2 separate regions of the Homo sapiens genome follow, and region 1 is linked to region 2. The links are chromatin loops, found by intact Hi-C in ENCODE. Cell type or tissue: PC-9. All regions are shown on one strand. Links, peaks and the distances in the headings refer to the core of each region. The heading gives the core; the rest is flanking DNA.

The links. A loop is a pair of places that touch in the nucleus more often than their neighbours do. Peaks named below come from ENCODE experiments on the same cell type or tissue, not always from the same donor. Only the 100,000 strongest peaks of a DNase experiment are listed, where the experiment ranks them.
Region 1: it touches region 2 in a loop (2.1-fold over the local background); 1 of 110 quality-filtered maps calls a loop at or near these places.

Annotation. Positions count from the first base shown.
Region 1 is chr10:34,971,906-34,977,279 of GRCh38, reverse strand. LINC02635 (long intergenic non-protein coding RNA 2635) reads right to left here and starts at 4,262. Exons shown (of 2, transcript XR_001747419.1): 1 at 3,192-4,262; 2 at 1,702-3,107. In PC-9, for the core only: a CTCF peak has its summit at 2,816; a DNase peak (open chromatin) is centred at 3,309; H3K4me3 peaks cover 676 bases; H3K27ac peaks cover 585 bases.
Region 2 is chr10:34,887,652-34,893,025 of GRCh38, reverse strand. No RefSeq gene overlaps it. Among named protein-coding and RNA genes, the nearest start is that of PARD3-DT, 75 kb to the right of the region's middle. In PC-9, for the core only: no CTCF peak of the experiment used is centred there; a DNase peak (open chromatin) is centred at 3,325; H3K27ac peaks cover 372 bases.

The DNA.
Region 1 (5,374 bases), core at 314-5,313, 84 kb before region 2:
TTATTGATCATTCTTGGGTGTTTCTCGCAGAGGGGGATTTGGCAGGGTCATAGGACAATAGTGGAGGGAAGGTCAGCAGATAAACAAGTGAACAAGGGTCTCTGGTTTTCCTAGGCAGAGGACCCTGTGGCCTTCCGCAGTGTTTGTGTCCCTGGGTACTTGAGATTAGGGAGTGGTGATGACCCTTAATGAGTATGCTGCCTTCAAGCATTTGTTTAACAAAGCACATCTTGCACCTCCCTTAATCCATTTAACCCTGAGTGGACACAGCACATGTTTCAGAGAGCATGGGGTTGGGGGTAAGGTTATAGATTAACACCATCCCAAGGCAGAAGAATTTTTCTTAGTACAGAACAAAATGGAGTCTCCCATGTCTTCTACTTTCTACACAGACACAGCAACAATCTGATTTCTGTATCTTTTCCCCACATTTCCCCCTTTTCTATTTGACAAAACCGCCATCGTCATCATGGCCCATTCTCAATGAGCTGTTGGGTACACCTCCCAGACGGGGCGGCTGCTGGGCAGAGACGATCCTCACTTCCCAGATGGGGCAGCTGCTGGGCGGAGGGGCTCCTCACTTCCCAGACAGGGTGGCTGCCGGGCGGAGGGGCTCCTCACTTCTCAGACCGGGCGGCCGGGCAGAGATGCTCCTCACCTCCCAGACGGGGTCGCGGCCGGGCAGAGGCGCTCCTCACATCCCAGACGGGGCGGCGGGGCAGAGGCGCTCCCCACATCTCAGACGATGGGCGGCCAGGCCGAGATGCTCCTCACTTCCTAGATGGGATGGCGGCCGGGAAGAGGCGCTCCTCACTTCCCAGACTGGGCAGCTGGGCAGAGGGGCTCCTCACATCCCAGACGATGGGCGGCCAGGCAGAGACGCTCCTCACTTCCCAGAGGGGGTGGCGGCCAGGCAGAGGCTGCAATCTCGGCACTTTGGGAGGCCAAGGCAGGCGGCTGGGAGGTGGAGGTTGTAGCGAGCCGAGATCACGCCACTGCACTCCAGCCTGGGCAACATTGAGCACTAAGTGAACGAGACGCCGTCTGCAATCCCAGCATCTCGGGAGGCCAAGGCTGGCAGATCACTCACGGTTAGGAGCTGGAGACCAGCCCGGCCAACACAGCAAAACCCCGTCTCCACCAAAAATATACGAAAACCAGTCAGGCGTGGCGGTGTGCGCCTGCAATCCCAGGCACTCGGCAGGCTGAGGCAGGAGAATCAGGCAGGGAGGTTGCAGTGAGCTGAGATGGCGGCAGTACAGTCCAGCTTCGGCTCAGCATCAGAGGGAGACCGTGGAGAGAGAGGGAGTGGGGAGATGGAGAGGGAGAGGAGGGAGAGGGAGAGGGAGAGGTCTTTCCACCTTTTTTTGTATTTATCAAATTCACTATATTTTCTAATGGGAAAATACTTTTTTTTGTAAGAAAGAGCAGTCCGGGTACAGTGGTTCATGCTTATAATCCTAAAATCCAACATTTTGAGAGGCCAAGAGCCCAGGAGTTTGAGACCACCCTGGGCAACATAGCAAGACCTTGTCTCTAAAGAAAATTAGCTTGGCATGGTGGCACATGCCTGTAATCCTAGCTACTCTACTCAGGAGGCTGAGGTGGGAGGATCACTTGAGCCTAGGAATTCGAGGTTACAGTGGGCTACAATTGTGCTGTAGCAGGACGGGCCACAGACAAAACTCCTCAGACACTGGATTGAAGAAGGAAGAGGTTTTTATTTGGCTGGGAGCGTTGGCAGACTCGCATCTTAAGAGCCGAGCTCCCCGAAGACAGAGTTCCTGGCCCTTTTAAGGGCTTACAACTCTAAGGGGTTCCACATGAAAGGGTCGTGATGGATTGAGAGCACATGTGGTTAGAGGAGAGGGGGGTGGTTAACCTTTTAACCTCAGGCCAGGTCATCAGTGGCACTGGCTGGTCTTGCCACTGACTTCCTTCCTGTTGTTTTTCAACTTTTACTTCCTCCTGTTCTTCAGAGACAGGAGACAGTAAGAGAAATGGCTTCCCTCCTCATTCTCCCCTTTGAGAACCTCACTCACTAGTGGGAGTTCTCACTTCCACCTACATTACCTAGGTCTTCCTGCCAGTCCAATTCCATTGACTCCTAGAGTTACATACTCTCTTGTTTTCCAATGGGGATTAAGTAGTTCTACTGGGTTGTAGCACACTTGAGTCTGGTCACTTCCTGAGCTGCATACCTTGTACTGGGTGGCATTATACACACAAGTCCCTTTTAAACAGAAAGACTGTTTTAACTTTTTGCCCTACCTCAGTCTGAGGAAGGTCAGTTGAAGTCCTTACTGTACAAGTCCAAAATTTAAGAAAAATGAGTTCCACGATGAGCTTCCTCATGCTTCGGCCGTGCATGGACTAGTCAGCTTCTGGGTGTGACTGGAGCAGGGCTTGTCATCATCTTCAAGGTCACTCTGCAAGGGTTGTCCGGGCTTGGTCTTGCCTCCCAGGTTTCAGGCGCTGCAGGTTTTACATGGCTGTGGTGGATCCAGGCTGGGATTCCTTCTACCTTCACAGCGGTGAGAGTGGTCAGGATGACAATCTGGGGTCCTATCCACCATGGGCACAAAGAAGCTACATTCCAGTCTTTAATCCATACTTGATCACCTGGGGAGAAAGGGTAAACTGGGGAGAATAAGCTAACAGGGCATCTCTCATTTACCCAGGCTGAGATTGTTTGTGCAATTTTTCCTAGAGCCTGTAGCTGTCACTGTAACTCAATTTCACCTAACTCTCGGGGAGTGCCTGGAAGTCCCCGCAATATGGGAGGGGGCCTAATATTTTATAAGGGGAATATCCTGTTCTTTTAGAAGGGGTACATCTAATTTTAAATAATACCATAGGGAGAGCCTATATCCATTTTAATCCTGTATCCTGACATACTTTCCCTAAACTATTTTTGATAGTCCGATTCATCCACTCCACCTTTCCGGAATTCTGAGGCTGGTAGGCGGCATGCAGTTTCCATGTGATCCCCAATACCTTTGCTGTCTTCTGTATCAAGTCAGCCACAAATGCCGGCCCGTTATCTGAGCCGATCCGTAAGGGCAGTCCAAATCTAGGAATAAGATCTCGAAGAAGCACACGGGTTACTTCACGAGCTTTCTCAGTTCATGTTGGATAAGCCTCCACCCACCCAGAGTAGGCACACATGAGAACTAGTAAATACTTGTTACCTCCACACTTTGGCATCTCTGTGGAATCTACCTGGAGATCTTCAAAGGGGGCTGCTCCATAAGCCTGTATGCCGGGTGGAATGGCTGGACCTTGCCTCGCATTATGCTGTCAGCAGGTAACACACTGCTGCGTCACTATTTTGGCAGGGGCTGACAAATGTGAGATGTAGAAATACCAGCCTAACAACTTTTCAAGTGACTCCTGGCCTAGATGGGTGGTTTTATGCACAGCCAGTACAACTGCAGCTCCTAACAGCTGTGGCACAGCTACTCTCCCATCTGGTAACCAAATCCATCCTTCCTGCATCACTTGTCCTCCATCTTCCTGGAGAAAGTCCTTTTCTTTAGAATAAGTAGGTGCAAGATCAGGTGCTTGAGGGAGCAGAGGGGCTGTGACTGATGCCCGGAAGGGGGCAGTTGCTGCTTTTCGAGCCTCTGGGTCAGCGAGGGAATTCCCCAAACCCACCAAGGTGGAAGCTCGCTGGTGTCCTCTGCAATGCATAACTGACACCTTGTGGGGTTTCCATACTGCTTCTAATAATTGCAAGATTTCTTGTTGATATTTTATGTCTTTTCCCCCAGAGTTCAATAGGCCCTTTTCTTTATATCATGTTCCATGCACTTGAAGGGTTAAAAAGGCATACGGAGAATCAGTGTAAACGTTTACAGTCTTACCTTCACTGAGTTCTAAGGCCCGAATTAAAGCAATGAGTTCAGCTTTCTGGGCTGAAGTGCCCTAGGGCAATGATCTGGCTTCAACAACAGTGTCCAGGGTTACCACCGCACACCCTGCACCTCTCTCTCCTTGTGGGTTGATGAAGCTGCTCCCGTCCACGTGTAGTTCCCAGTCTACTGATGCCCAAGGCTGGTCCCGGAGGTCAGGTCTGCTAGAGTAAACTGAGTCTAACACTTCTACACAATCATGCTCGACAGTGCTCTCTGATACCGGGAGCAAGGTGGTGGGGTTCAGGATGTTACAAACTTCAGCGGTTATATGGGGATTTTCACAGAGCAAACTTTGGAACTTGGTGAGTCTAGCATTCATTAGCCAATGATGTCCTTTAGTATTCATTAAAGTCACAGCATGGGGGGCCTTTATGTTCAGGTTTTGCCCAAGAGTCAGCTTATTTGCTTCTTCACTAGCAGGGCAGTTGCTGCCAAGGCCCTCAAACATGGGCCATCCTTTAGACCCCACAGTTTGGGTTAAAACTCCAACTGCCATCTTTTCTCTCTCTCTGACACATACAATGTAAAAGGCTTTGTCAGATTGGGTAGCCCCAGGGCTGGGGCTGACGTAAGTTTTTCCTTTAACTCATGAAAGGCTTGCTGTTGTTGGGATCCTCATTCAAAAATTTCCCGGTCCTCCCTCTTTGTGACCTCAAAGGCTTGGCTAATACTGCAAAGTTTGGGATCCACAGTCTACAAAACCCCACAGCTCCTAAGAATTCTGTCAACTGCCTTCTGCTCTTAGGCTCCAGTAGATTGCAAATAACCTGCTTTCTTTCTGACCCCAGGCTGCGCTCCCCCTGTCGGATAGTAAATCCCAAGTAACGTACCTGCTGTCGGGAGATCTGAGCTTTTTTCTTGGACACCTTATACCCACAGTCCTCCAGGTGCCGGAGTAGGGCATCCATTCCCTTGGCGCACCCAACTGCTGTGGGGTGTCCCAGCAAAAGGTCATCAACGTACTGGAGCAATACACAGCCTAGGTGTCTGGTGGGAAATTCCTGGAGGTCTCGAGCCAATGCCTCCCCAAAGATGGTGGGGGAGTCCTTGAACCCTTGGGGAAGCCGGGTCTAAGTGTATTGAGTAGTGATAACTGACTCCAGATCTTCCCACTGAAAGGCAAACAGCTTCTGGCTCTCACGGGCTAATCTGATACTAAAGAAAGCGTCTTTCAGGTCCAAGCAGGTGAACCACCTGTCCTCAGCTGGCAACAACCCCAACAATGTGCACGGGTTAGATACTGTTGGATGTAAAGTCACTGTAGCTTGATTAACCAAGCGCAAATCCTGTACCAGCCTGTAGTCCTTGGTCCCTGGCTTGGGAACAGGCAGGAGGGGAGTGTTCCATGGAGAATGACAAGGAACTATAATTCCAAAAGTTTTTAGGTGCTTGAGATGGACCTGGATACCTTTAAGAGCTTCTCTGGGGACCGGGTACTGTTTTTGCCTAACCAGCTG
Region 2 (5,374 bases), core at 281-5,280:
ACTTGGGAGGCTGAGGCAGGAGAATCCCTTGAACCCAGGAGGCGGAGGTTGCAGTGAGCCAAGATCGTGCCACTGCACTCCAGTGTGGGCAACAGAGCAAGACTCTGTCTCAAAACAAAACAAAACAAAACAAAGGCAGAAAGAATGCCAGGCTCTAGTCTCTACTGGCTGAAGAACAGCTCTGCTTCAGACTATCACCAACAGAACAGCCAGGGTGACCCTGTGACAGTGTTGGTCTGATTGTGCCACTCCTAACACCAGAACCTCTGCACAGCTGCCTATTTCACTCAGAAAGTAAGTCAGTCTTGGCCGGGCACGGTGGCTCACACCTGTAATGCCAGCACTTTGGAAGGCCGAGGCAGGCGGATTACCTGAGGTCAGGAGTTCCAGACCAGCCTGATCAACATGGAGAAACCCCGTTTCTACTAAAAATACAAAATGAACTGGGTGTGGTGGCAGGCACCTGTAATCCCAACTACTTGGGAGGCTGAGGCAGGAGAATCGCTTGAACCCAGGAGGCGGAGTTTGCAGTGAGCTGAGATCGCGCCATTGCACTCCAGCCTGGACAACAAGATCGAAACTCCATCTCAAAAAAAAAAAAAAAAGAAAGAAAGTCAGTCTTGACAGTGACCCCCTGCACATTCCCTCCCATGAGCACGCATCTCCCACTGTGCCCCCTCCTCATTCTGTTTCCTCGATGTTTTCTCTCCCAACTCATTTTCCCAGGGCCTGTGTACCTGCTGTTCCCACTTCCTCTGCAAGATACTGGAACTGTCCTCTAATTCCTTCACATCGTTACAAAAATGTCACTTTGAGCAGAGTGTGGTGTTGCACATCTGCAGTCTCAGCTATTCGAGAGGCTGATGTGGAGGATTGCTTGAGCCCAGGAGTTTGAGGCCAGCCTGGGCAACACAGGAAGACCTCATTGCTTAAAAAAAAAAAAAAAGGTCACCTTCACATGAGCCCTTTCAGGCCATCCCTAGTTAATGTTGAAACCCCTATAGTCAAAACCCTCGACCCCATCCCCTGATTTATTTTCCTTCATAGTTCTGATGATTAAATCTGTTGGGTTAGCTGCTTAACCTCAATACTACAGTGCCTGGCACATTGTGGGCACTCTATAGATGTTTGTTGAGTGAACAAATGATCAAATGAAGGCATGAATAATGGTGAGTAAAAGAAAGCAGTTCCACAATTTATGTCATAATGATGCTGTGGAGGTTAGACTAGAGAGAGGATTACAGGAGTAAAAATGGGCCAAAGTCATATATATATTTAGCAGGATAAACTGAACAAAGGGATTCTATCAACAGGTCAGGATAATGTTTATATTAGAAAAACCTAGCCATTTTTCAAAAGTAAATAATATCTCCTAAAGGCATTATAATATGATAAAGGAATAATAGAAGAAGTGCATTTTTTCTGCTAAGAGCCCATATTAAGACAGGCTTAAAATAACATAAAATTGATTGGGGGAAATTGGGTCTTTGGAGCAGAGAGAGATGCAGATAACCATCCATGTCCCTACCTGTCCAGGCCCCAGGAACATGAGTTTCAGGGGAATAAAGCAGCTTCTGCTGAGAGGGACAGGACGGGTATGTATTTATCCAGCCAGCCATGGGCAAAATTGGGAAATCATCATAAAAGCCTTTATGCAGTGCTTTATGGTTTGAAGAGAGCTTCTTTGTATGCAATACATTTTCTTGATCCTCAAAGAAACCCTATGAGGTTGGGAGATAGGAAAAACTGATTTTCAAGAAAAGATGTGACCCAGATTGCCAGCTATCATCATCCAGCAACCTGTGCCTCCAGCCCAGATACCCTGCCTGCAGCCTCTGAGCTTTGCCCAGGACCTCCCCCTTGTCCTCTCCCTTCCTGCAGGAAGGTTGCCCTCCCCTAAGCATCCGGGTTCTGAGTCTTGGCTCCCCTCCCCTGCTAACACAATACACAGTCACTATAGCTGCTATTTCTCACTTCCAGGCACTTCACTCAACCCAGGACTCCAGCTAATACCCCCAACAACTTTCTGTAGCTCACGGGGTACTGTTTTTTGTGTGTTTTTGTTTTGCTTTGTTTTGTTTTGACAGTCTCGCTCTGTCGCCAGGCTGGAGTGCAGTGGCATGATCTTGGTTCACTGCAACCTCCGCCTCCCAGGTTCAAGTTATTCTTCTGCCTCAGCCTCCTGAGTAGATGGGACTACAGGTGTATGCCACCATGCCCACCTAATTTTTGTATTTTTAGTAGAGATGGAGTTTCACAATGTTGGCCAGGATGATCTTGATCTCCTGACCTCGTGATCTGCCCGCCTCGGCCTCCCAAAATGCTGGGATTACAGGCGTGAACAGGTACTGTTATCATCACCATTTGACAGATGAAGACAGAGGTTCAGAGAGGTTACACAACCTGTGCGGAGTCACTCAGCTAGAGATTAGTGGCAGAACTGAGAGACCCTACAGGGACTCCCTCTACCTCTGCAACACCAGACCTCTTCTCTCCCATTGAAACATACCTGTTTCCTTTGTTCCAGTTATAAATATTTACTGAGTACCTTTTATTGTTCTAGTCACCACAGATACAGCAGAGAATAAAATTGACAGGATCCCTGCTTTTATAGAGCTTACAATTTAATGGGGGGGGTGGTGGCGGTGGGAGGGCAAACTAAACAAACATATATACAGAAAGAGGCCGGGCGTTGTGGCTCACTCCTGTAATCCGAACACTTTGGGAGGCAGAGGCAGGCAATCACTTGAGGCCAGGAGTTCGAGACCAGCCTGGCCAATATGGTGAAACCCCGTCTCTGCTAAAAATACAATAATTAGCCAAGCATGGTGGCAGGCACCTGTAATCCCAGCTACTCAGGAGGCTGAGGCAGGAGAATCACTTTAACCCAGGAGGCAGGGGTTGCAGTGAGCTGAGATTGCACCACTGCACTCCAGCCTGGGCAACAGAGCAAGACTCTATCTCAAAAAATATATATACAGAGAGAGAGAGAGAGATCTACATATAGACATAGATATAGGTGATAATATTTATTATTTTTTTTTTTTTAGAGATAGGGGTCTTGCTCTGTTGCCCAGTCTGGAGGGCAGTGGCACGATCATAATTCAGTACAGCCTCCAACTCCTGGGCTCAAAGGATCCTCCCACCTCAGCACCCCCAGTTGCTGAGATTTTAGCTATCGCCTATTTTGGCTCCTGCCACGTAGGTGATGATAAATGCTAAGAAGTAGAGCAGGATAGGAAATAGAGAGTGGTGGCTGGTGGCTGATATTTTAAATGGGGTGGTGTTGGAGGCGGAAAGATTGAGGGTCGTGATCAACTCAGTATATCACTGGAGGCTATATGAGTAAGCAGCAAACTGTTTCTCAAAAATGCAGAATGTTGGCAGACCGACAAACTGTGTCTGCCACCCAGAAGGAATGCTGAGGGCAGTCACGCCCCAAGCGCAGTGTTTCTTGTGACTAGGTACATCTGAAGCCTGTTAGTAATAATATGAACCTGTGATCAATTAAGCAGCTGACCAATCATTACCTCCTCCTCCCTGCTCTTTCTACCCATTAAATACGAAGGGCTGTAGAAGCCCAGGGGCTGCTGCCTTTGCTCACTAGAAGCAGGGTGCTCTCTTCTTCTTCCCCAGGCCGCTTCCTTTAAAACAGTTTGTCTTACGTTTTCATTTCTACATTCGTCCTTTTGTTCAGTCTCTTAATGACGTAATGAGGGTCTCAAGTAGTAACAGTAGTAACCGTCGTGGTGATGGTCTCAAGTAGTAACTGTGGCAGTCTGCCACAGGGTGGTGGAGAGGACCTTTAAGCAGGGAACAACATAAGGTTAGTCATTCAACTACCTGCGGAAAGGCAGTCCAGGCTGAAGTCTCTAAGTGCAGAGGCCCTGATGGTGTGCTGGAAATGGTAAGGGACGGCAGCTGCAGGGGGCTTTCAAGCCAAGACAGGATGGGGAGAATGGTGCAATGAGGTCAAAGAGGTAACCAGGGATCTGCACATCTCTGACCTTATAAGCTTGATAAAGACTGTGTGGCAGGGCACGATGGCTCACGCCTGTAACCCCAGCACTTTGGGAGGTTGAGGCGGGTGGATAATTTGAGTTCAGAAGTTCAAGAGTAGCCTGGCCAACATGGTGAAACCTCGTTTCTACTAAAAATACAAAAATTAGCCGGCGGTAGTGGTTCGCACCTGTAATCCCAGCTACTCGGGAGGCTGAGGCAGGAGAATCACTTGAGCCTGGAAGGTGGAGGTTGCAGTGAGCCAAGATTGTGCCACTGTACTCTAGTCTGGGTGACAGAGTGAGACCCTTTCTCAGGAAAAAAAAAACAAAAAAACCTTTTGGGCCTGGCATGGTGGCTCATGCCTATAATCCCAGCACTTTGGGAGTCCAAAGCAGAAGGGTCTTCTGAGAGCAGGAGTTTCAGACCAGCCTGGCAATACAGTGAGACCCCGTCTCTACAAAAAAAAAGTTTCTAATTAGCCAGGCATGGTGATGGCTCACACCTGTGGGCCCAGCTACTTGGGAGGCTGAGGTAGAAGGATTGCTTGATCCCAGGAATTGGAGGCTTCAGTGAACTATGATTATACCACTCCACTCCAGCCTGGGCAACAAAGCAATACTCTGACTCTAAAAGTAAAAGAAAAAAAAGGCCAGGCGCGGTGGCTCACACCTGTAATCAAACACTTTGAGAGGCCAAGGTGGGTGGATCTCTTAAAAAAAGAAAAAAAAAATTTTTTTTTTTTTTCTTACAGAGTCTCACTCTGTCACCCAGGCTGGAGTACAGTGGTATGATCTTGGCTCACTGCAACCTCTGTCTCCAGGGTTCAAATGATTCTCGTGCCTCAGCCTCCTGAGTAGCTGGGACTACACGTGCTCACCACCATGCCCGGCTAATTTTTTTCTATTTTTAGTAGTCACGGGGTTTTACTATGTAACCCAGGCTGGTCTCAAACTCCTGGGCTCAAGTGATCCTCCCACTTTGGCCTCTCAAAGTGCTGGGATTACAGGCATGAGCCACTGCGCCCAGCCTCTAAATTTTTTTTTAAGTTAGCTGGGTGTGATGGCACACACCTGTAGTCCCAGTTAGGCAGCTGAGGCAGGGACATCACTTGAGCTCAAGGGTTTGAGGCTGCAGTAAGCTAGGATCGCACCACTGAACTTAAAAATAAAAAAGTTATATGATCCTAGGAACTTTGTCCACTTGTAATTAGTGAATAAAGTTTTTTTTTTTTTGGTGGGGAAAGCGTATCTTAAGGATAATTGAGTTAAAAATCATAGAATCCATCCATACTAGTTCAAGGAAAAGCGGAGGTCATGGGAAGGTTATAAAGAACTCTCACAAATCAGAAATAGCAAAAGCAGGCAGGCTTTAG